Regions from separate parts of the Homo sapiens genome. Here regions 1 and 2 are each linked to region 3. Evidence: read pairs that join two places in POLR2A ChIA-PET (ENCODE). Cell type or tissue: CD4-positive, alpha-beta T cell. All regions are shown on one strand.

Region 1 (5,000 bases), 85 kb after region 3:
ATAAGCAGCCACAGTGGGGTGTGGATCTGGGAGGCTCCTTTCGCTATACTACCCCAGGCTGCCTTCCAACAAGCCCTATTTTTCTTCCTGCATTCCTTTATCTTGCCCCCTTCTTAAACCTAAACCCTGACACTTCACATGCCTTAGAATCAAACACCTGCCCTTAAAATGAAATATCAAACCCTGAAGCAGGGCAGCTTGTAAGTACGGGGCAGTTTACCAATGCAAACGGGTTAGTAGAAGCTGAGAGTGCCTAGGAAGACCTGCCACCTTCACAAGAGGAGAAAATGGACCAGAAAATAAACACAGTACCTGTTGAGGGGGTCGTGCGGGTGACGAGGAGCATCTAAAGGCACCATACTTTGGCTGCCTCAAAGGCTCTGGGTACCAAATGTAACTGGCATGCCTGGGTGGGCCACTTACACCCAGAGAAACAAAAAAATTAAGTCTTCCAGAAGAGTGACTTGTATTATCACCTGAAACAAAAGCACCATTTCAAACAACTTGTTCATGGAGAGGCAGGTGCATGGTCTGCGAGGCCCAGAACTGACAAGGACCTGCAGGGAGCTATGGAGGAGGCGGGAGATCAGGTGTCCACACTAAGTCCAAGCTCCCAACACAAAGCAAAGGGAGTGTCCACATGCGAAGACCCTTCCGGCTCTAATAACACACTACGAGTCCATGTCACTGATAATAACATCGTGTTGTGGTTAATGTTAATAATTATGGTTAACACTTGCCTGGCTTTACACATATTAACTCATTTAATCCTCATAAAATCCATCAGAAATATCTACTTTTATGCTCACCATTTCTTAGACAAGGAGATGGAGGCACAGAGTGAAGGGAACTGCCCTGGTCTATACATCTTGGACCTGAAGCCAGGCTCTCTGGCTCCAGAGTCTGCCCTTCACTGCCCCTGGACTAGGAATCATGACTGCCTGGGATCACATAGAAACTCCAAGAAAGCCACCAGTGTGACTTCAGGCCAAGCGCTCAGCGCCCACCATGTGCACAGCGTTCAGTAAATGTCAGCTGCTGTTAGGATCACGGCTCCCACCACGGCCAAACCCTGACAAGGCCAGCACCACTGGGGCAGTCCTGAGCAGCAGAACCGCTCAAGAGAGCACTGCCCCATCTCGGGGGCAGACCCCGCTCGGCTCCTCTGTTCTCGACTGAGAGCCTGACACTGACAACTGGGTAGGCCCTAGGAGAAGCCAGGCTTGGCCGAGAGCTCAGGCCCAGAGATCTGGACATGGCTAGTCTCACAGTGGAATTGCCTGGCCCCAGTGTTTAGTCTGTATTAGGTTGAACCACATGAAAGGCTGGTTAATTCAACCCTTTTTTACCTAGGAAAATGGCAACTTCATATGGTTCAACCTAATGGAGGGAGGGATTCTTACATTTATTAAGGACCTACTGGACATTCAGTCATTCATCTAACACCTGTAGAGCAATGGCTGTGTCAGGGCCAGTGTGTAACACTGCTTCAGCACCCCAAGACTGAGAGCCAGGATTTTTCATCTTCCCTCCTAAGGATAAGAAACAAACTTACCAGGCAGAACAAGGGTAACCAACTCGATCTGCCTGAGCTCAGGTAACTACTAAAACAGGCCAATTTTGGCCAGGCATGGTGGCTTCACGCCCATAATCTCAGCATTTTAGAAGGTCAAGGCGGGAGGATCCCTTGAGCCCACAAGTTCGAGACCAGCCTGGGCAACAAAGTAAGACTCTGTCTCTAAAAAATAAGTAGATAGATAGATAGATAGATAGATAGATAGATAGATAGATAGATAGATAGATAGATAGGCAGGCAGGCAGGCACTGTGGCACATGCCTGTTATCCCAGCTGGCAGGCACTGTGGCACATGCCTGTTATCCCAGCTGCATGAGAGGCTGAAGGGGGAGGACTGCTTGAGCCGAGGAGGCTGAGGCTACAGTGAGCCAAGATGGAACCATGCACTCCAGCCTGGGCAACAGAATGAGACCCTGTCTCAATCAATCAATCAAACAGGCCAATTTTGTCTTTCCTCTCAGAATCCCTGCATCTTACACTGTATATGGTGACCAGGGCTGGGATGGGGCTTCATAGGAAAAAGCCAAAGGATCCTGCAAGGCTTTGTCACCCAATAGTCCCCATGGAGGGCTGTCGCAATGATTAAGATGTGCTGCTGCCACTCACGTCACAGGCAGGAAGAGCCAGGGACACTGACACTACTGCACAAAGAACCGTCCTGTCCAGTAGGCCAAGCCACACAGTGGCCGACGCTAGGCTAAGACTATCTCGCCCTTTCAGCTGAGTGGCTATCTTTTGGAAAACAGATTGCAGTTCACAAAGTTCCATCTCCTTGCATTTCAACAAGTGGAACCAAAAAAACCTCCTAAACAAAACCCAGACCTCTTCAGCCACTGTGGCTAGACGTACAGGGGAACCTCTCGGCCCCAGTTTCCTCATCTATAAAATAAACATCCCCATGGGCTGGTGCCAGAGAGGCAGGAGAGGGGAATTCCATCAGCATGCGCTGAGTGCGGTGGACCTGGACCTCCATGGCAACTGCCATTAACTAGCTGGGGGCCCTTCAGCAAGTTACTACACCTCTCTGAGCTCCGGTTTCCTTATCTGCAAAATGAGGAAACAGACCTCACAGGGTTGGTGTTGAGAGAATTACAGACAATGACTGTGGGCATCCGGTAAATACTGGCAGAAGGAAGGGGCCACTCTGTGAGTGAACACTCAATACCAGCCTACAGACTGAAGGTATCCTTCATTTCATGGCATCCCCTGATGCCTGTGCCATGAGTGCACTCCTCAAGACCAAGAATGGACTCTGCTTAACCACACCCCAGCCCATCCTCTCTGCCTGAACAAGGTCTCAAATCTCAGGACAACCAGGGGTCCACACCACCCTGTGCCCAAAAGAGATTTCAGGATAGAAGGTGTCTGGAGGGTATACACTGAGGACATGACAACAGCTCACATTGGAAATTCTCAGCAGAGGAACTAACAGCCAAGCCTGGCCGCTGCTCTTTTGGAGTCTGAGTTCCTCAGTGTCTCAAGACTTTTCACACCAGAAGGATGTGGTGGATTAAGGCTCCTCCTTCCAGTTTCTGAGCACAAAACTGCAACGCAGGGAGCCCACTCATGTGAAACCAACGACAGCCCATCAGGGTCAAAGCCTCACGACGGAGAAGCCTTCAGCAGCAACACTCTACCTGCCAATCACTGCTGCAACTGAGAAGGGAAAAGGGCACCGGTACCACCGGAAAATGCCACTGGCTCAATTCTAATTGGAAGCTCCAGCAGATAGGGTGCAATGCAAAAGCATCTTTTCATAACTTTTTTTGAAAGAAAGATGGGGTCTTACTATGTTGCCCAGGTTGGCCTTGAACTCCTGGGCCCAAGCGATCCTCCCACCTCAGCCTCCTGAGTAGCTGGGACCACTGACACACACCACAGCACCTGGTTTAACTTTCTATTTTAAGTTAAAGTACTTCACTTGGTAAATACGATGCCTGAATCCACTTACTAGGGCTCTGAGACAGCAAGCCCAAACACTGTTAAATAAGATACCGAGCCTAACTCAGGAGCATCATGCTGAGTTCAGCACTAGAAGAGGAAGCTGCACAGAGCAATTGAAGCAGAGGGTGGAGAAGTGCGGGGTCTGAGCCAGTGGTAACAACTGCTTCCAAGCTGCAATGTGGTAAGAGCTCTTGAGACCAGAAACCCTGGGCTGCTGTTTTCAGCAGTCTGGTGTTTAAACAGAATGAGCCCCTTAAGACCACTCTCCTTGGGCAAGGGACTCTACATCTTGGAGTCTCAGAAGAAGGAACTAGCACCTGCCTTCCAGGCTGGTTGGGAAGTTAAATGAAACACCACCTATCATCCATCCATGTTAACAGAATAACCACAATAATAAGAGATAACACTCCTACTGCACTTACAACGTGCCAGGCATCGTCTACACTTTCCACACATAAACTCAGTCCTCACAATCATCACTACGTGCCAGGTGAATGGCAACCACCAGGGTTGTTGCCTTACAAGACACGTGACGACACAACTGAAAACCTAACACTAGAAAGTTGTAGGCAAAGGCTCCTGTTCACAAGCATCCAGAGATGTCAGAAACATGTGGGGTGACCATAGGAGGAAGCACGGAAAAACGCAGGCAAGCAGCCTCCCTGCCTGTCTGACGCTGTGGACTTCCCCAGGCTGGTTCTGCACTCACTCCTGAGTCTTTCAGAACTTTGGACATACTTGCTTCCACCCGCTTCCTCCATTTAACCTTAAGACTCAGATGGCATATTCTATTAGGTCTACCTGACTGCTCAGTAGACATCCACGGAATGAATGACCCGATGGAAAAAAATCACTAAAGGGAGCATAGCGCAGTGCCAGGACTGCCAGGTGGGCCTCGGTTTCCTCACCTGCATAATGAGGGTGACATGAGAATCTGCCTCGTAGGGCTGGCTGGAATATTAAAAAGTCATCAGTCAAAACTAGCTCCTGGCCAAGTACAGTGGCTCATGCCTGTAATCCCCAGCACTTTGGGAGGCTGAGGCAGGCAGATCATGAGGCCAGGCGTTCAAGACCAGCCTGGCCAACATGGTGAAACCCTGTCTCTACTAAAAATACAAAAAATTAGCTAGGCATGGTGGTACGCACCTGTAGTCCCAGCTACTTGGGAGGCTGAGGCAAGAGAATTCCCTGAGTCTAGGAGACGGAGGTTGCAGGGAGTCGAGATCGTGCCACTGTACTCCAGCCTAGGTGGCAGAGCGAGACTCTGTCTCAAACAAACAAACAAAAAAAAACTAGCTTCTGTTATTCCTACAGCTGCCATGCAGAGCCCGCCACCCCACCATCTCCCTCAGCAGACTGGTGTCTTAGGCACCAGAACCTAATGCTGTGTGCATCAGGCTGAACTTGGTGCCACCTGCAGTCACAGAGTCACTGGCTGGATGGATCACTGGGCTACCCAGACTGAAATCCCCATTCAGTT
Region 2 (5,000 bases), 72 kb after region 3:
CATATGGGCTTAGAGAGGTGAAGGGACTTGCACAAGGTCACCCAGCTAGTAAGCAGGGGGTGGAGCCCACTTTCAGGTCCAAACTGGCAAGCCTCAGCATAGGTCACTGTTGCTTTGCAAACTGGCAACCCTCAGCATAGGTCACACAGAGGGACAACTGAACGTTGTAGGACCAGGCTCTGCCTCCTTCTCTCTCCCCCGACCCACCTGCCACTCCTTGGAGCTCCTGGCTGAGGCGGAGCTTCACCCAGCCTGAGCTGAGCATGGGCATCCAGAGGCACTCCAGTCGGGGTCTGTTTCACAGAAGCAGGCCCTTCGTGAATATGCATGAGGGGCATGAGCTGGCTTCCACGCATGCTTCCTGCTCACCTCATCCTAAATCCTAAACCCGCAGGGCCATTGCCCCCTTGACTTGAGCACTAGGGTAAAATCTATTTTTGTAAAAACCTGATGGAACTTTTACTTAAAATAAGAGTTTTAAGTGTTTATGGAAACGAAATCTATCTTTTAGAAGCCACTGCATAAATACTTAACTGAAGAAGAGTTTGGAATGGGGCAAGCCTGAGTAGGAATCCGAATGCTATGGATCACCAGAAACATCATAACAGGCGAATTACCTACCCTCACTGAGCCTCAGTTTTCTTGTCTCTAAAACTAGGATAATAACACCTAGCTCACTGGGGTGAATGAAGATTAAGTCATTACATTTAAGTGAGATGATGCATTGACTTAATGTCTTGAATACTGTCTCTGGCACACAGCAATGAATAAATATGTGCTATTACTACTGATTCTATTAATGATACAATCATAAAAATGACTGCACAAGAAGGGACCTGCAGTCTCGGCTACTCAGGAGGCTGAGGAAGGAGGATCACCTGAGCCCAGGGCTTTGAGGCTGCAGTGAGCTGTGATCACACCTGTGAATGAGCCACTGCACTCCAGCCTGGGCAAGATACCCCATCTCTTTAAAAAAAAAAAATTAAGGCCAGGCGCGGTGGCTCATGCCTGTAATACTAGCACTTTGGGAGGCCGAGGCAGGTGGATCACGAGGTCAGGAGATTGAGACCATCCTGGCTAACACGGTGAAACCCCGTCTCTACTAAAAATACAAAAAAAAAAAATTAGCCAGGCGTGGTGGCGGGCGCCTGTAGTCCCAGCTACTCAGGAGGCTGAGGCAGGAGAATGGCGTGAACCTGGGAGGCGGAGCTTGCAGTGAGCTGAGATCGTGCCACTGCACTCTAGCCTGGGCGACAGAGTGAGACTCCGTCTCAAAAAAAAAAAAAATTAAAATTAAAAAAAGTCATCTGGTCCAAACCCTCAATACAGGTGGGGAAACTGAGGCCCAAGGAGGGTAAGCATGTTAGATAACTCCTGATAGTCCAACAGCATTTACTGCAGTGTTTAAAAAATAGTAGGCACGAAGTAAGCGCATTGAATAAATAATAACCACATATGAAACAACATATTCACCTATTCACCTAATGTGCTTCAAAACAGTTAAAAACAGGTCCAGTTGAATGGCATTCCCTCTGGCTCCTATCCAGAAGAATTCTTTAAAGAAAAGTTCTCAATGGGAGTCAACATTCATCAGCACCCGCACTGTTCGCTAAGGCAGCCACTAGCCTTCGATAATTTCAATTTATCAAATTGAATTCACTGATACTGAAATTTCAGTCCACTAAAATGAAATAAAACCAAATATTCAGTTCCTCAATCACACTAGCCACATTTCAAGTGCTCAAGAGCTGTATGTGGATAGTGATTATGGAACAGCCCAGATATAGAACATTTCCATCATCACAGAAAGTTCCAGTGGACAGCACAGCTGCAAAGAGAAGATATCATTAATGTGTAATTTCTGTTCTCATCCAGCAGATTTAGTTTCCTAAATCCTATTGCAAGGCAGCAGGAAGGGAAAGACCTCGTTAGCCTTGCTTTATTATGCAAATCTGCATATTCCTGTCAAGTCCAATCTCCCTCAGAAAGTTCAAATAGAGTATTATTAGGTGGCTGCGCGGGTCTACAGGGCAATGTCTGGGGTCTGAGGGCAGGTGAGAGTACACAGGATTTTATGAAAATGTGTTCTGTGCAAACACCTCACTTGTGCCGCTCTTCTCCACACCAGCAAACTGAGCATTCTTTAACACAGTTCGGCAACCGCTGGCCAAGCCTCACTTACATAAGAGTGCCATAAAAGACTGGGTCGGCTGCTTCTGCAAAACACCTGTGGTTTTGCAAAAGGATGTGATTTCTTAGAAGTCAGTAAACAGGCTCATTTCCTTTACAGTTAAATTTTGGCATCAGAATACCAAAATACTCTATGACCCCACCTAAGCTCACATAACCTTACTCCCCACCTTAAATGGTTGGGAGAGCAAAAGGCCCTGTGAGCTGGAACTGCCCAGGGTGCCAGCCTTGCTGCTGGGCCAGTGGCCACCATGCCCACCTCCACCACTTTCCTTTGAGGCCCCAGGAGGCTGGTACACACTCCAGGAGCCAGGAAGACCACTTGGCACCCTTAGCTCCTGGGACACTAGAACACATGGCCAAGTTATAAAGACTTCATATGCATCTTCTCATCTGGAGGTGAGGCCCTTTCAAAGCACACAGGGTGGAGAAACGTGGATAATATTTCACCCTCTATGTTAAAAAGAGGAGAAATGAAATATATTTGTATTTGCTTGTTATGCCTAAAGAAATGAGGACAGCAGGCCAGGCACGGTGGCTTATGCCTGTAATCCCAACATTTTGGAAGGTCAAGGTGGGCAGATCACTTGAGACCAGGAGTTTGAGCCGGGCCAACATGGTGAACCCCTATCTCTACTAAAAATACAAAAAAAAAAAAAAAAATTAGCTGGATGTGGTGGTGCACACCTGTAATCTCAGCTACTCAGGAGGCTGAGGCAGGAGAATTGCTTTAACCTGGGAGACAGAGGTTGTAGTGAGCCAAGATCATGCCACTGCACTCCAGCCTGGGCAACAGAGCAAGACTCTGTCGAAAAAGGGAAGAAAGAAAAGAGAAAAGAAAGAGAGGAGCAAAGGAGGAAAGGAAGAAAGAAAACCGAAAAAGAAAAAGTCCACATAAAAGCTTATCTCTGAAGATTTTTTTTTTTTTTTTTTTTGAGATGGAGTCTCGCTCTGTCGCCCAGGCTGGAGTGCAGTGGTGCAATCTCGGCTCACTGCAAGCTCCACCTCCCGGGTTCACGCCATTCTCCTGCCTCAGCCTCCCGAGTAGCTGGGACTACAGGTGCCCGCCACCATGCCCGGCTAATTTTTTGTATTTCTAGTAGAGACGGGGTTTCACCGTTGTTAGCCAGGATGGTCTCGATCTCTTGACCTCGTGATCCACCCGCCTCGGCCTCCCAAAATGCTGGGATTACAGGTGTAAGCCACCGCACCCGGCCCTATCTGTGAAGATTTATAACAGATTTACTCTCAACATCCAAAAACTGGAGGCAACCCAAATGTTCATCAACTGCTGAATGGTACGTCCATACCATGGAATACTATGGAATGCTCTACAGCAAGAAAAGGAAATATTAATACATGCAACATGAATGAATCAAATAAATCATGTTACACGAAAGAGGTCAAACACAAAAGACTCCATACTATCTGCTTCCATTTATTTACAATTATAGAAAAGGCAAAACCGCGGTGACAAAGCAGATCAGTGGTTGTCTAGGGATGGGGAACAAGGCTGTCTAGGAGGGGGAAAAGGGCCAAAGGGGCATGAAGGGACTTTTTAGGGTGAGGAAACTGTTCTATAACTCGATTGTGGTGGTGGCAACATGATTAGTACCAAAACTCAAACTGTACACTTAAAGCTGGTTAATTTTATTACTTGCAAATAATACCCTGATTAAAAACAAAAAAAAGAAGACCCTAGAAATCTTAGCTGTGGTTGGCAGGGGAGAGTGGAAGACACTGGGCATGTGAGAAGAGAAGGCAGTGTTTTATGTGTGTTGTGGTCTGAATGCTGGTACCCCCTCAAAATTCATATGCTGAAACATAATCCCCAATGCCAGAGTTAAGAGGTGAGGCCTTTAAGAGGTGATTAGATCATGAGGGCCCCACCTTCATGAATGACATTAATGCCCCTATAAGAGGCCCAGGGGAGCTGGCCAGCCCCTTCCACCATGTGAGGCGCTGTCTATGATGCAGAGAACAAGCCTTTGCCAAACACTGAGTCTGCCAAGACCTTGCTTACGGACTTCCCAGCCTTCAGAACTGTGAGTAATCAATTTCTGTTGTGTACAAATTATTCAGTTTAAGGTATTTGTTCCAGGAGCCCAAACAGACTAAGACAATGTATATATTTTTATTTTTGAAACCTGTGACTGAATTGCCTATTCCAAACTTGAGCTCTAATTCTTTCAAAGCCAACTGCAGAGGTGACTCTGTGCAATGGCTCAGGTAGAAGTGGTGTGGTCCATTGCTGGGTTCCTGTTGGTCAGGGATATAGGCACCAAAAGCTTAGAGGGTGGGGAGAATGAAAACCTCTGGATCTAACCAGAGCTGAATGTAGAAAACCATCTATCTCCTCTCCTCCCAGAAGCCAGTGCCTCCTGTCCTGGGCCTCTGGGCTCATGTGATAAAGACAAGAGCTACCATTTATTGGGCACTTACTATGTCCCAGGTGCTACGACTCATTTGACGTGCATTAACTCATTAACAGTGATAAGACCAACAACATGTACGGAGCCCTATATGTGCTAGGTATGACAGGCCTTCTTACCTGCTTGACCTCATTTAATTAGCCTCAAATCGATCCTATGACAAGGAACCAGTCCCAGAGAGTTAAGTGAAGCCCAAGGCTACACAGCTAAAAGTGTAAGGGAACAAAGATTTAAACCCAGGCAGTCTGGCCCCAGGAGCCCAGCTACCATCCATGACCAAGGACAACCCTTTTATTGGGACAGAGGCGACACTAATCACTGCACGCACTTAGGCTGAGGTGTGGTGGGTGGAGGATCAGACTCAGAGGTGAATCTGTG
Region 3 (5,000 bases):
AGGTGCATTAGTCACGACCTGGCACCATCACTGATCCCGTCTCATACCCACGCCGTCCCTCCACCTCTGCCCGAAACTCCTCAAACAACCACACGGTCCCATTCACCACTCCCTGAACATGCACGTGCATTCCCCCACTTAAACATCTTCCCCATTGAGGGTTGCTGGATAAAACAGAGGGAGGCCAGTTCAGTCTGAATTTCAGATACACAATGAATAACATTTTAGTATGACTACTTCCTAAAGGTTACATGGGTCGTGTGTTTTTTTTTTCTCAATGAGATGGAGTCCAGCTCTGTCACCCAGGCTGGAGTGCAGTGGCGCGATCTCGGCTCACTGCAAGCTCCGCCTCCCAGGTTCATGCCATTCTCCTGCCTCAGCCTCCCGAGTAGCTGGGATTACAGGTGTGTGCCACCACGCCCAGCTAATTTTTCTATTTTTAGTAAAGATGGGGTTTCACCACGTTAGCCAGGATGGTCTCTATCTCCTAACCTCATGATCCACCCACCTCGGCCACCCAAAGTGCTAGGATTACAGGTGTGAGCCACTGCGCCTGGCCAGGCCATGTATTTTTATTTGCTAAATCTGACAGCCAATCCCCACTGCTCTCTTAAATCTTACTGATCCTTCAGGGCCTGGCCCAAACTCCAACTTCTTTATCAAGATGTCAAATTCTTCAGAATTCCTGCAGTAACACTAATATCAACTGAATCCTAAATGCTTTGGGGATGGCTGTTCTAATACTGCCAATGACTTTCACCTTACTCCTTCCTCACCACTTAGCATTTTTCATTGTGAATTGACTCCACACCTACAGAGGCCAAGACAGGCCCTCCAGCCTCAGCGCAGCATCACGCCCGCTGCAGCAGGGATCAGTCAATGCATGCTGATTCCATGTAAGTGGATATTAATCCTGTGGTCTGAGGCCATATTACAGAACCAGAATGAAGGCAGTGTATCTCTGTAATCTAACCAGTCCCTACACTCATCTGAACCCCGGCCCCCGCCCCCTACTCATGTCGAGTGCTTAGAGCAGTGGAAGAAATCACATTAAGTGTCACAGACCATGGGTTTGTACAGTGATTTAAATGAAACGACAGGTCCAAACAAAGCCGAGAGTTCACTTTGGGGTGCATGTGGCACTGGCTCTGTCGCCTCCAAAGCCAGGGAGGGCCTCTGAGGAGGAGGAGCGGTGCTGACACGCGGCAGCCGGATGGTTTCTGTCTAAACCACCCATCTGAACTGCCTAACGGCCTTGGAGGGAAGGTTCAGATAACACCAAAGGTGTCAGACCAATCCAGGCTGTTGGGGGGATTTAAACATAATTCCCAGTGACTTGGAATAATAAACACTACACTGGTCAGGACAGTGCCTGCCGTCTTTCTGGTGGGAGTTCAGGGCTCCACCAGTTCCTCTGCTGCCACAGGAGTGTGCCCACCCCAGGGAGCAGGAGCCACAAGTCCTTCACCACCGATACTTTTGCCGGGCTCGGTGGTACCCAGGAGGCCACTGGAAAGACGGGTGGGGAGTGGGTAAAGTGAACTAGGGCAGGGAAAAGAAAAAACCCCAGAAGGTAGAAGGTAAGGGAGAGACTAGGATGCCATTGGCAACGGCCTCAGGTGACACCTGAATAATAATCCGTGGAAGGACCAGGTGATCGTAATAGCCCTGCCCTGCGTGGCAGGCACTATGCTAGCAGCTCTCCCTGCCCTTCCCTATGATCCTGACAATGGCTCTTCACACAGACACGCACTCCAGTCCTTGTTTTAAAGAAGGGGAAACAGGGCCTTAGAGAAATAACTTGACCGGAGCCACGCAGCTACGGGCCAATGTCTGAGGAAGGACATGCAGTTATATACAGCACAGCTAGGTTCAAAAAGAAACTGCTTTTCCCAAACTGAACACTTTTTTTTTTTCTTAAATCATCCAACCCAACAGCTGATCACACGAAGAGATACAAATCAGAAGTTTCCGGCCACAAGTGAGGTTCGTGTTTGTGCCGCCATATGGTTCTACTTTGCCTCTTCCTCTTCTCCATTAGTTATTAATGTTGAAAAAAATTGTTCAACCAGAAAAAGAAACTTGAGATGAACCCTTAAAAAAAGCACAAAAGCCAGAGCAGCTCAGACCCACGGAGTCTAACCCACGGCGCCCTTGTCTTTAAGAAGTGCACCCTTGTACCTCGGTTTTTTAAAAAATGGCCAAATGAACACATTCCATCTTTTGATCTGCCTGTTGGCCGAGAGCCCACCACCAGCAAGATAGGAATCAAAAACAGATTCTGCGTACTTGGGTGCACTCAGAGGAAACTGCCACGCCAGAATGCTGCAGCTGCCGACGTCCAGCAGAGGGCTCTGTGACAATTTGTTCCTTTTATTTTTCCAGAAGGCCCAAAACTTTCTTAAAAAGATAAAAGAGCATTTCAAGTGGCACATACACTCGTGTCAGAAACAAAATATACAGTGTGGCATTCTGTAAAAACACCAACCTCGAAACCGAACAGGTTCAAATCCTCGGTCAGTCACTTGCTGGCTGAGTGTAACCTTCCTAAGTCTCTGGAACTGGGGGTTACAACATCCATGTCAAGGAGAAATTCACACTGTTCCATAAACCCCGAATGCCCGCTCCAGGCCCGTGTCAGGTGCAAGGGCTCAGCACGGGAAGAGATGGACATGGGCGGCCCTGCTCTGACAGCAAAGTCCAGCCACAGAGGCATCTCCAAGAGGCAAGGGTAGGCCAGGCATGGTGGCTCACGCCTGTAACCAGCACTTTGGGAGGCTGAGGAGGGTGGATCACTTGAGTTCAGGAGTTCAAGACCAGCCTGGCCAATGTGGCAAAACCCCATCTCTACTAAAAATATACAAAAATTAGCCAGGTGTGGTGGTGCATGCCTATAATCCCAGCTACTCAGGAGGCCGAAGCAGGAGAATCACTTGAATCTGGGAGATAGAGGTTGCCGTGAGCCAAGACTGTGTCACTGCACTGTAGCCTGTGCGACACAGAGAGACTCTGTCTCAAGGTAAAAAAAAAAAAAAAAAAAGAGGCAGGAAGCGAACCTGCAGGAGACGACAGAAGGGGGTTGCTGTGGGGGCAAGTCAGCAGTCTAGGAGGTGGCACAGAGATGACATGTGAATAATGACCAAGGAGCCGGCCCTCCAAGACTGCAGGGAAAAATAACAGGGGCATCCCAAGAAGAGGGAAGAGCTGGCATGAGGCTCTGCTGCAGAGGCCACTGAGGCAAGTGCAAGAACAGAGAGGAGCAAAGCGCGGCTGGAGTGAGACCCAGTGAGGCAGCACGCAGCACCTCCTGGGTCACTCCAAGTGTGAGGGCAGGCCCTGGCACACTGCTTTTCTTAAGAATTAAAAAAAAAAAAAAAAAAAGGCCAGCTGCGGTGGCTCGCTTGAGATCAAGAGTTCGAGACCAGCCTGGGCAACAGGGCAAGACTCCGTCCCTACTAAAATAATAATAATAAAAATAGCCAGGCATGGTGGCATGTTCCTGTAGTCCCAGCTACTCAGGAGGCTAGGGTGGGAGGATTGTTTGAACCCGGGAAGTCGAGGCTGCAGTGAGCCGTGTTTGCACCACAGTACTCCAGCCTGGGTGACAGAGTAAGAACCTGACTCAAGAAAAAAAGTGTTTACTTATGTATAATAGGTAATACATTCACATAGGTCAGAATTCAAAAAGGTACAAGAGCACATGCTGGGAAAGGCCTCCCAGTGAGGGCCTGCAAGCTGGCTGTCCTCGCCTAGGGAGATGGCCTCCAGGTCAGGATCCCTTCAGTGGGGCTCCCTTCACCGGTCTGTCCAGATGGACACATGGCCTCCACCAGCCTATGAGAGATGCAGGAATCCCCACCCCACCACCACTACTTAGTGTAGAGAAAACACAAGCCTGCTCCCCAACTCCCCAAGGGCAGCTTCGTTACAGGGACCCCAGTTTGTCATTAGGAACACTGAGCCACGGAAGCACAGCTTCATGTAGCCGAGGCTGGAGCTTCCGACCCATTTTGCCTAATGGCTCTCTGAGCATGGCCACCTCTGCAATGAGAAGGCACCTGCACAGGCGGCAGCTTCGCGCCGGGCCTGAAAGTCACACCCGGGTGGCCAAGCTTGTTTTTGGACGGGAAGCAGCTGTGCTCCCAGAGACTCAGGCAAGTGGTACCCCTGAGTAACCAGAGGGGGACCCCAGGGGCTCCCGCTCACCCCAGGAAGCATCAAAACATATCTCCTTAGGATAATAGCCACGTGAGCTAGGGTATGGCGCACCTATTCGGAGGCAGGATTGAGGGCACCCCCCAACCTGTGGATGAGAAAACCCAGGCACGGGGAAGCTGCTGGCCCCGGCTGTCCCAGCCAACACGAGGTGGAGAGGAATGAGAATCTCAATTTGAGACTGACCCAGCTCTTCCAAAGACCAGGCCCCACCGGGTCAACAAGGCGAGCTGCCCCCATCCCCAGTCAGGCTCAGGGGACAGGGGAGGAAAAAAGAATAGAATTGGGGGAATTATGGGACTGTGAGGACCAAAGCTTTTTCCCCCAAGTGCCCGGTCACGGCAGACCCAAGGTGCCTGGGGTCGCCTGGGAAGGGCTGCAGGGCTGGGCTCTCCTGCCCCTCACCACAGCCCACAGCCCACAGCAGATCCGACATGTGACCTTTCCACTCTGGGCCTCGGGGACTCCTGGCGTGTGGGCAGGGGCTCAGTGCCTACTGCCCAGCAGAGCCTAGTGAGAAACTGGCCCCCCGCCTGCCAGGGCCACACACAAGAGGACACTTCCAGGTCCAGCCTCTCTCCTCTTTAAGAAGTCACTTGGCGCTGAGGGCCATATTTTTTTGTTTTGTTTTGTTTTTGAGACGAAGTCTCGCTCTGTTGCCCAGGCTGGAGTGCAGTGGCGCGATCTCGGCTCACTGCAACCTCTGCCTCCCAGGTTCAAGTGATTCTCCTGCCTCAGCCTCATGAGTAGCTGGGATTATAAGTGTGCACCACCATGCCCAGCTA

The links. ChIA-PET counts read pairs that join two places held together with the same protein. Peaks named below come from ENCODE experiments on the same cell type or tissue, not always from the same donor. Only the 100,000 strongest peaks of a DNase experiment are listed, where the experiment ranks them.
Region 1: POLR2A ChIA-PET joins it to region 3 with 13 read pairs; 20 of 35 experiments call an interaction of 5 or more read pairs at or near these places.
Region 2: POLR2A ChIA-PET joins it to region 3 with 15 read pairs; 11 of 35 experiments call an interaction of 5 or more read pairs at or near these places.

What each region holds. Positions count from the first base shown.
Region 1 is chr1:19,474,419-19,479,418 of GRCh38, forward strand. The region is part of intron 1 of CAPZB (capping actin protein of muscle Z-line subunit beta); the gene reads right to left. Among named protein-coding and RNA genes, the nearest start is that of CAPZB, 8.6 kb to the right of the region's middle. RefSeq lists an enhancer at 3,268-3,367. In CD4-positive, alpha-beta T cell, no CTCF peak of the experiment used is centred here; DNase peaks (open chromatin) are centred at 2,533, 3,083, 3,633 and 4,183; H3K4me3 peaks cover 2,097 bases; H3K27ac peaks cover 4,114 bases.
Region 2 is chr1:19,461,185-19,466,184 of GRCh38, forward strand. The region is part of intron 1 of CAPZB (capping actin protein of muscle Z-line subunit beta); the gene reads right to left. Among named protein-coding and RNA genes, the nearest start is that of CAPZB, 22 kb to the right of the region's middle. RefSeq lists enhancers at 1-224, 225-725. In CD4-positive, alpha-beta T cell, no CTCF peak of the experiment used is centred here; a DNase peak (open chromatin) is centred at 2,187; H3K4me3 peaks cover 1,329 bases; H3K27ac peaks cover 4,345 bases.
Region 3 is chr1:19,389,167-19,394,166 of GRCh38, forward strand. All of the region lies in intron 2 of CAPZB (capping actin protein of muscle Z-line subunit beta), which reads right to left. Among named protein-coding and RNA genes, the nearest start is that of SLC66A1, 79 kb to the left of the region's middle. RefSeq lists enhancers at 2,287-2,336, 3,869-4,008. In CD4-positive, alpha-beta T cell, CTCF peaks have their summits at 2,353 (motif pointing right) and 2,559; DNase peaks (open chromatin) are centred at 1,975 and 2,265; H3K4me3 peaks cover 2,080 bases; H3K27ac peaks cover 2,647 bases.